Regions from separate parts of the Homo sapiens genome. Here region 2 is linked to region 1. The links are chromatin contacts, found by Hi-C or POLR2A ChIA-PET in ENCODE. All regions are on one chromosome and are shown on one strand. Each heading gives the region's core, a stretch centred on a gene start or an enhancer-like site at or near the end of the contact. The rest is flanking DNA. Distances are from core to core; before and after follow the strand shown. Region 1 overlaps LINC02320 (long intergenic non-protein coding RNA 2320). Region 2 overlaps WDR20 (WD repeat domain 20).

Region 1 (5,127 bases), core at 1,151-3,650:
AGGAGATATATACAGGATATATATGGATAGGAGATATATACAGGATATATATGGATAGGAGATATATACAGGATATATATGGATAGGAGATATATATATATAGGACATATAGATAGGAGATATATATATAGGACATAAAATAGGAGATATATATAGATAGGAGATATATATATAGGAGATATGTAGGAGATATATGTAGGATATATATATAGGATATATGTAGGATATATATATAGAATATATAGGATATATGTAGAGGATATATAGAGGATATATATATAGAGGATATATATATAGAGGATATATATATAGAGGATATATATATATAGAGGATATATATATATATAGAGGATATATATATAGAGGATATATATATAGAGAGAGGATATATATAAAGGATATATATATATACAGGATATATATATATAGAGGATATATATATAGAGGATATATATATAGAGGATATATATATATAGAGGATATATATATAGAGGATATATATATAGAGGATATATATAGAGGAGATATATATATAGAGGATATGTATATAGAGGATATATATATATAGAGGATATGTATATAGAGGATATATATATATAGAGGATATGTATATAGAGGATATATATATATAGAGGATATATATAGAGGATATATATAGAGGATATATATAGAGAGGATATATATAGAAGATATATATAGAGGATATATATATAGGATATATATAGGATATATATATGGGATATATATATAGGATAGTTTATATGTATGTATATGGGACATATATATAGTTTATATATAGTTTATATACACATATAGTTATATATACATATACATATATGTTTGTATATATACATATATAGTTATATATACATATATAGTTTATATATATATATGGGACATATATATATATATGGGATAGTTTATTAAGGAGCATTAACTCACACAATCACAAGGTCCCACGATAGGCCGTCTCAAGCTGAGGAGCAAGGAAGCCAGCCCGAGTCCCAAAGCTGAGGAACTTGGATTCCGATGTTCGAGGTCAGGAAGCATCCAGCACAGCAGAAAGATGCAGGCTGGGAGGCTGGGCCAGTCTAGTCTTTTCACATTCTTCTGCCTGCTTTATATTCTGGCCTCTCTGGCAGCTGATTAGATGGTGCCCACCCAGATTAAGGGTGGGCCTGCCGCTACCAACCCCCTGACTCAAAGTTAATCTCCTTTGCCGACACCCTCACAGACACACCCAGGATCAATACTTTCCATCCTTCATTCCAATCAGGCTGACACTCGGTATTAATCCTTACACCCATATTGTTTCTACAGCAGCTGCACCTCTGTAATTCCCACCAACAGTGTACAAGGGGTCCAATTTCTCCTCATCTTCCCCAACACTTATTTTCTGTGTTTTTTTTTTTTTTTTTATGGTACATCTTAATGGATGTGAGCTGGTATCTCATTGTAGTTTTGATTTGCATTTCTTTAATGTTAGTGACTTTTAATTTTAATTTTAATTTTTAAATTTTTTTCTTTTGTAGAGACAGGGTTTCACCATGTTGTCCAGGCTGGTCTTGAACTCCTGGGCTCAATTGATCCTCCTTCCTCAGCCTCCCAAAGTGCTGGGATAACAGGCATGAGCCACCATGCCTCTGGCTTTTAATAAACATTTTTGTATGTCTTCACTGTGATGAGCCACCTAGATCCCCCTTCCGGGAAGGACTTGTTACCCCAGCTGCTTGGGGTGCCTTCAACTCTCAGTCCCTTCAGAGACTGTTCAGCTGCAAAGAGCCACCCTGTCCAAAGCCGGGACTCTTCCTGGGCAACTGCATTCAACGACTCCTCAATGTGGGGACCACCTCTGCCCGAGTCAGGAAGGTCTCCCGGGGCCACTCTAGCTTGGAGGCTACTGTTTGGTCTTTGGGGCTATCACTGGGTCTGCATGGAAGTTTGCCTTCTCCCTCGTCCAATCCTGCTTCTCTCTCCTCCTTCCACCGATGCCGAGGCAAGCCCCTCGTAAACATCCTGTGGTACCTCCCTAAGAACCCAACGTGCCAGGCTCGCTTTACGTAGACTGGCGACCGGAGACTGATTTCTTTGGCATGAGTCAGCTTGATGGGGTGGGAAGATGTCCGTTTTAATTTGCATCTCTTTGTTAACTGTTGAGGTTGAACTTTTTTTTTTTTTTTTTTACAAGCATTGACTGAATGACTTCCTTTGTGGATTGCCTTTGCGAATGACTTCCTTTGCCTGTTTTTCTACTGAGATGTTTGTCTTTTTCTTATTGGTAAGAGTGCATATATATATTACCGTCATAAAGATATAATCTTTGCTTTTCGGATATGGTTCACAAAATGTTCTCACGTTTTCCCCAGTCAGCCGTGTGCCTGTTACTTTTGTGGTTCAGGGCACAGGCGTAGCCACACTGCCCCACCGCTTCCTAGCTCTGTAGCTTTGGGTGCATTGCTTCACCTACCAGAGCCTTTGCAGTACCTTGTAGGTTTGTTGTGGGAATTAAATGAGTTAATACAGTACTTATAACAGGGCCTGGAATACAGCGAGTATGAGATAATTATTTGCTATTTTTATTAGTGTCTATCTTATTTTTCTTATTGGCCATATGTATAGTATTGTATTTTCTGTAGTTAAAGCTATCTTTTGTGGTTTTTGTCTTTGGAGTGATATGTAGAAAGAACTTCTTTATTTTTATTTTATTTTATTTTTGTAGAGACACGGTCTCATTATGTTGCCCAGGCTGCTCTCAAACTCCTGGGCTCAAGTGATCCTTCTGCTGCAGCCTCCCAAAGTGTTGGGATTATAGGCGTGAGCCACTGTGCCCAGCCAGCTTCTTTATTTTAAGATTATATAAGTATTTACCTCCATTTTCTCTTTAGTACCTTTATTACCGGTAGAAGGTGTCCAGGTTCTTGGTGTCTTGAACAAAGAAGTGGACAAAACGCACAAACAAAGCAGGGAAGGAAGGAAGGGATTTACTGAAAACGGAAGAACCCTCCACAGTGTGGGGGCAGGCCTGAGCGTAGGGGCTCAAGGGCCAAGTTACAGAATTTTTGGGAGTTTAAATACCCCCTAGAGGATTGCACTGGTTACTTTGGGTATTCCTGATGTAAATGGAGAGATCAAAGTAAAGTTACACAGTCATTTAAGGCGTATGCCCTATGGAGAGGGTGTTTCCTGTCATAGCTGAAGTGTGAATCGGCCTTCTGTTCCCTGCCTCCAGACCCTATTTTCCTGCCATGAAGCCTTCATGATTTCATATATATATATTATATATATATAATATATATATATTATATATATATTATATATATATAATATATATATTATATATATAATATATATATAAATAAATATATTTATATATAAACATATAATATATTATTTATATATATATCTCCATATATGTGTGTGTGTCTCTGTCTGTCTGTCTATCTATCTATCTATCTATCTATCTATCTATCTATCTATCTATGTATCTGCAGAGAGAGAGAGAAGAGACAGAAAGAAAGAGATAGGGTCAGGGTCTCACTCTGTCGCCCAGGCTGGAGTGCAGTGGTGTGATCTCGGCTCACTGCACCCTCCACCTCCTGGTCTCAAGTGATCCTCCCACCTCAGCCTCCCAAGTAGCTGGGACAATAGTCACACACCACCATGCCTGGCTAATTATTAGCATTATTTTTTATTTTTTGGTAGAGACAGAATCTTATCGTGTTGCCTAGGCTGGTCTCGAATTCTTGGGCTCAAGCCATCCACCTGCCTCAGCCTCCCAAAGTGCTGGGATTATAAGCGTGAGCCACTGCGCCTGGGCTAAAAATATATATGTTTGGATCTTACATCCATCTGGAATTCAGAATGTATTTTGATGTGAGGTTTAATAGATCCATATTTCTTGAGTATCCAACATTCCTTTTCGGCCCCAACTGGCCCCCTCTTTAAAAAAAATTGATACTGTTAAATAAACGTTTTCTTTTAGGACGGCTCTAGAGGCACAGAATCATTGTGAAGCTAGTACAGAGCGTTCCGTACCTCTCACATGACCTCCCTGATTGCGAACATCTCGCAGCATGTGGTACAGCTGTCACCATTACGGCACCGTTATTGACACCTTAAGTCCACACTTTATTCACATTCCCTTAGTTTTTCCCTAATGTCCTCTTCCTGTTCCACGATTCCACTCAGGACCCCACGTGACATTCAGGTGACATGCCTCCCTAGGCTCCTCTCGACGGTGACAGTTTGAATGTGACAGTTTTGAGGATAAGTGGCCGAGTGCTTTGTAAGATGTCCCTCAGTTGGGATTTGTCTGATGTTCTCATGGTTAGACTGGGGTTATGGGAGGCCATTTCATCACATCAAGGTCAAGGGTCCGTGCCATCAACGCCACTTATCCCTGTTGATTCTGGCCTTGACCACCTGGCGGAGATCATGTTCATAGGGTTTCCCCTGAAAATAAAAACGGAGCTCCTCCCCCTGGCCTGCCCCTGTGCTGTCCTCTTGGGATGCGTCTGTCAGTGCAGCCCACGCTCCCGAGCTGGGAGTTCTGCTGCTCCTCCTTGAGGGAGGTGTTTCTGCATACATTAGGTGGAATTCTTCTGCGGGAGATTCACCTCCTCTCCCCTCTTCAGGTGTTTATCCAGTCATTGATCTGTATCCCCACAGACTCAAGGACATTTGTTTTCTGCTTTGGGTCATAACCCAGTACTGTTTTATTTTGTGGCTCCAATTGTCCCAGCCTAGGCCGTTGAGAGCTCCTTCAGGGGCCTCCTGGGTCCTTCGTCATCTCTGTGGGTTCCTTCTGAGTTCCCTGTTTCATGTCTGGCCCCTGTGATCCACTGTGTCCTGTGTCCCGTCATCCCTGTGTCCTGTGTCCCATCATCTCTGTGTCCTGTGCCCTGTTGTCACTGTGTCCTGTCGTCACTGTGTCCTGTGTCCTGTGTCTCATTGTCACTGTGTCCTCTTGTCACTGTGTCCTGTGTAAGCTGCTGCTTGGCCTCTGTGAGTCTCTCAACACAGCCCTGAGCTTCTGGAGGGAGTGCTTCCTGTCTATGGAAGTTGTTGAGCGGACAGGCACACAGCTGGAGAGTCACTCCAGGACAGAACCCAGGGAGGAAAGGGCCG
Region 2 (5,127 bases), core at 911-3,410, 480 kb before region 1:
TAATGTGGTAATTAGAAAATTTAAACTTGCACACGTGGCTGGCACTGTATTTCTACTGGGGATGCTGCTGCAGACAGTGGAGGCACAGACAGTTTCTAGAAAGGGAAGTGGCAGAATAACATGAAATCCCCCAGCAGTAGGTGCAGAATGCAAGGTGGGGTGGGGGTGATGAGGAACCAGTTAGGAGGCTATGACAACTGTCCATGCCATGGACAAATAGGTCTTAAACTTGACCATGGGCAGCGTGGCAGAATGTGGCTGGGTGGAGGGCAAGATGGAAAGCGGGGGTGTGTAAAGACCCCTGGGTTTTGCCCAGTATGCAGCTAGAAAGGTCTGCAGCTAATAAATATAACCACGAATGTCACAGAAATTGGCTGCGAATAGTAACATCCTAAGATCTCCAAGGAGGATCACTTGAGCCCAGGTCAAGGCTGCAGTGAGTTATGATTACACCACTGTACTCCAGCCTGGGTGACACAGTGAGACCCTGTCTCTGAAATAAATAAATAAATATCTCCAAGGAAGCAGGTGCAGCGGAGGAAGAGTGTGTGAAACTCTGAAAAAAACCTCCGTACAGGCCCGGCGCAGTGGCTCACACCTGTAATCCCAGTACTTTGGGAGGCCAAGGCGGGCGGATCACGAGGTCAGGAGATCGAGACCATCCTGGCCAATATGGTGAAACCCTGTCTCTACTAAAAATACAAAAAAATTAGCTGGGCATGGTGGCGGGTGCCTGTAGTCCCAGCTACTCAGGTGGTGAGGCAGGAGAATGGTGTGAACTCGGGAGGCAGAGGTTTGCAGTGAGCCGAGATCGCACCACTGCACTCCAGCCTGGGCGACAGAGCGAGACTCCGTCTCAAAAAAAAAAAAAAAAAAAAAAAAACCTCCATACAGGGCACAGGACAAAAACAAGGAAAGCAGAAGGAATATCCAAGCAAACAACCCAGAAGTGCCATGAGGAGAGCAGGCAGAAGAGGAAGGAGCTGCCACAGGAGGCCAGAGCCTCAGAGGACAGGCCTCTGAGACTTGAGGAAGCTGAGCCCTAGAGGGATGGAGTGCACAGGGAGGGGGTGGTCCTTAGGAGAGAGCACAGGGAAGCAGGGTGGGGGCAGAGAAGGTGCTGAGAGCAAAGGGACACCGTAGGGGAGGAGGGTGCAGGGCAGGTGCCTGGTGGAGGAAGGTGAGCTCCAGGAGAGAGGGACAGGGAAGAGACCTGCTCCCTGGGCCAGAAGGGAGGTGCTGGGGAACAGAGACAGGCAGAGGCAGGAAGGCTCTGGTGGGAAGCAGTGGAGGAGAGCCCCAGTCCCAGTCGCAGCCCCTCCAGGGCAGGGGTACACTGAGAGATGGGCAGGGCAGGTGCTCAGCGAGGAGGCGGAGGGAAGGCAGGGGAAGTAACAGAGGTGCTGGCAGAGCAGCTGGCCTGGCCACAGGGCTCTCCATCAGTGTCCAACTCCAAAATGCTCCAAGGCCCATTCTTAACAAACACGTTCATAAAAACACAAAAAACCCAAAACGCAAATAAACCTTAAAAGCAAAACGAAATACAGACACATTTCTATGTACGTCAAGACACCTGCTCTGGGCCAGTGCTCTGTGGGGATGCAGGCTCCATGTCTCCACTCAACGCTCAGCGCGGCCCTCCCCATAGTTCCAGCTCTGCAGGCCAAACAGACCGTGCCACTTAAGATATGAATACAAAGAAAAATCCCACGAACAGCGAAAACACTACCATCCCAAATGCCATCAACAGACAAGATTTTCAAAATACACTAGTTAAAATGAAACAAGAATAAAAATAAGTCTATAACCACATCAAAGTGTCATTTTGTGAAAGCAATTCACACTGACGCTTTCTAAGGCACTTCATTTTCTTTTTCTTTTTTTTCATTACTATCAATATGATAAGCAAAAATCAAAAATTAGTTTGGGGGTGAGTGGATCTGCATTTCAAAATGCAGATATTAATTTATAACAAAAATACTGAAACAATTCAAAAACCACAGCAGCTGCTTGAAAAGCCATAATGCAACCACAAGCAAAAATGGCAACTAAAGGCTCTGATGATGTAAAGGCATCTGAAGAGGGCTCAGGAAGTATTAGGAAAGGGTATTTCAAAGCCACATTAAGATGGGATCGGATGTCGTTTTATCTGTGTTCAAGCTTTAAGGAGTAGATCATTACGGGCTCATTTCCTTCCTTCGATTAGAAAATCAACAGAAACAAAACTAACAAAATGTGCAGACCATTCCTTTGTATCAGAATAGACAGAACACTGCTAAGCTTTACCCCATGCCTGGGAGGCACCTGCAGCTGGCAGGATGTGCCACGCAGCCTGGGCTGGCAGCAGTGTCCCTCCATACCCCAGGAGTCAGGGCCATCTCCTCTTCAGCATGCCCTTCAGTAAGACTGGATCTAAATGCCACAAGGAGACGTGGGACCTACCCAGTGTGTCTGCCTCAGCCTCACAGCCTGCGAGAGGAGAAGGGCAACAGCAGAGGGTATCGTGTCAGTAACGAAAGAAGCCAAATGCCAAGTTCTTTAACATTTTATATTTCAGCCAACAATTAACACATACTTGAAAATCCTTCAAAGTTACTATTCTGTGAATATACTCCAAAATCAGGATTTTTACACAGACAACAAGGTTGCATTCATTACCATATAGGAACTGTCCCTTTGTAACTCTTCCTCCCCAAATATATAACCATTAGTTATAAAAAGCAAACTTCAGAACAGGGCAGAGTGAAACACACACACACACACACACACACACACACACACACACACAAAAAAAAAAATTTAAAAAGTAAACTCCTCGCCCCTGTGGGGTGCTTCACCACAGTGAGCTGAATGTGACCGGGTGACTCTCCTCTGTGGGCAGCTCTGATGATGAGGACACGCTCCACGATCTGGGAGCTTGTCAGATGAACCGTGCGCCAAGATACTTTCAATAATGGCCCATTAGACATTTTCAAGGGCATCATATGTACAGAACGCTACAAACAGAAACCCAAAATCTACTCTGGAAGATTGGGGAAAGCAGAGACTCCAGGGAGCTGGGGATGATTTCCTGAGAGGGGCTAGAAAGGACTGGGCATTCGACTTTCTTTGGGTCTTGAACAGATGCACCAGCAAGGACCTCCAGTGTGACTGAGGACAGTCCCAGGGAGCGGGAAGAGGGCAGGGCCTGCCCATGCTCACTGGGCTGACCTGATCAGGGCCAGACTTGGAGATGAAGTTTGGTGAAGTTTGCCTTCACCCCCAATGGAAGGTGTGAGCCCTATGGTGTCCCCTCATTGAAAACAATCACAGACTGTGAAAGTCAACAGTGAGCGTCACGGTTTAGAGGTGATGCTTTCCTACCTTCTTTGTACCTCTCTATTTTCCAATTTTTCTATCAACAAGCATTTTAAATGCACACAATTTTTAATTGACAGGGGGAAAATCATCTTTTAAAATATACTTGTTCCCAGATGGGAATTTTTCATCTATGTTTATCTCAGGTGGATTTCTGAAATTTATAATTCCATTTCACTCATCTTTCCATCCCAACATTTATTACATTTTCATGTACCAGGCACCAGAAAGGAGGCAAAGGCCAGAGTAACTGATGCTGGGGATTCGGTGTGTGAAGGTGTGTGCACGTGTGGTAACAGGTGGGTCTGAGAGGTGTTCTGGTGAGGAACACTGAAAGGCCACATTGCTGTAATTGTGACCAGCGGGCCAACCCTCAGCCTCACACATGTTGACTCTCTGCCTGGGTTGCCATGCTCCTACCTGCTTGTCCTAAAAAATTAATTATTTGTATTTCAAAACGGTTGGTATCTCACCTCCCACGGAACCCTTTCCGTCCAACACCACCCCTCCCAGGAAAGGAAGCCTGAGTTTCTCTCAACCTCCACGTTGCTGAGCATCCACCAAGGCTCGCTCTTCAGGCCCTTCACAAACACCCTGCCTGAACTCACTCATCTGAGCCTCATCACAAACCTCTCAGGTGGGTGCTGTTCCCACCCATTTTCCAACCGAGGAGAGGTAAGACCCACATCATCCTGCAAGCAGAAAGTGGCAGAGCTGGTGTCCGAGCCCTCAGCATTCTGGGCTGTGAAGTTGTAAATGTCGTGGTAATTAACTGTGTGTTAAGTGCCCCTTTGAAAGCAGTAGCTGAGATGGCCAGAATCTTGGAGTATAATCAGGCCTCAGACCCAGGCCTTCTTTGTTCTCACCATCATCTCTCCAAAGAACCTTTCATCTAATCTCAAGGATGTGATTATTATTTCTATGCTGACAACTGCCAAATTGTAACCCCTAGTTTTGTGCTCCAGATCCATACATCCCACTATCTACAGGTCTCTCGAACTTAGCAAGTACAGACCAGAACCTCTGATCTTCCCCTCCATTCCCTGACAACTGCTCCTTTCCCAGTCTCACCCAACACAGCAAGAGACACCCAGAAACCTGATTTATTAATACACCTTTCCAATTCAGTCTCCAAAAAGCAGCCAGGGTACCTTTCAAAAACACCAATCTGCCTGCCTTGTGCACCTGCTCCCTTCTAAGGAATCCCGTACTTCAGGCTAAGAAACAAATCTGGATCAGGCCGTAGGTGATGTGGCCCTCCAATCTCATGCCCTTACTTCATGCCACCTTCCCCAGGTAAACCGTCCTTCTTTCAGTTTCCTTGGGCTCAAGGGCCCTCATGTGCTATTCCTTTTGCAGGAAAGCTCCATCTCCAGTTCCTTACCTGGTTGGCCTTCTTCTCACATGAGGCACAGCTTAAAACATAGCACTTCGTCCGAGAGATGTCCTCTGCCTCCCAGTTTAAAGTAGACCTCTGTGTTGGCCAGGCGTGGTGGCTCACGCCTGTAATTCCAGCACTTTGGGAAGCTGAGGTGGGTGGATCACTTGAAGCCAGGAGTTCCAGACTAGCCTGGCCAACATGGTGAAATCCCGTCTCTACTAAAAATACAAAAATTAGTCAGGTGGCCTATAATCCCAGGTACTTGGGTGGGTGAGGCACAAGAATAGCTTGAACCTGGGAGGTGAAGGTTGCAGTGAGCCAAGATTGCGCCACTGCACTCCAGCCTGGGTGACAGAGTAAGACTCTGTCTCATAAATAAATAAATAAAT

What was found. Hi-C counts contacts between places; a loop is a spot of excess contacts on that map. ChIA-PET counts read pairs that join two places held with the same protein, here RNA polymerase II (POLR2A). Pooled maps may share reads with other maps.
Region 2: a loop to region 1 is called in a pooled map, with 5 times the contacts of the local background. The contact joins two enhancer-like sites. A Hi-C loop is called at or near these places in 1 of 50 pooled maps. POLR2A ChIA-PET finds 5 or more read pairs at or near these places in 2 of 52 experiments (MCF 10A and activated T-cell).

What each region holds. Positions count from the first base shown.
Region 1 is chr14:101,719,309-101,724,435 of GRCh38, reverse strand. All of the region lies in intron 1 of LINC02320 (long intergenic non-protein coding RNA 2320), which reads left to right. Among named protein-coding and RNA genes, the nearest start is that of LINC00239, 8.6 kb to the left of the region's middle. RefSeq lists enhancers at 1,961-2,040, 1,260-2,200. Within about 2 kb of position 2,400, at least 12 of the 41 ENCODE cell types and tissues checked have a DNase peak (open chromatin) inside an H3K27ac peak, as active enhancers do.
Region 2 is chr14:102,198,129-102,203,255 of GRCh38, reverse strand. The region is part of intron 2 of WDR20 (WD repeat domain 20); the gene reads right to left. Among named protein-coding and RNA genes, the nearest start is that of WDR20, 61 kb to the right of the region's middle. RefSeq lists a silencer at 44-123. Within about 2 kb of position 2,160, at least 4 of the 41 ENCODE cell types and tissues checked have a DNase peak (open chromatin) inside an H3K27ac peak, as active enhancers do.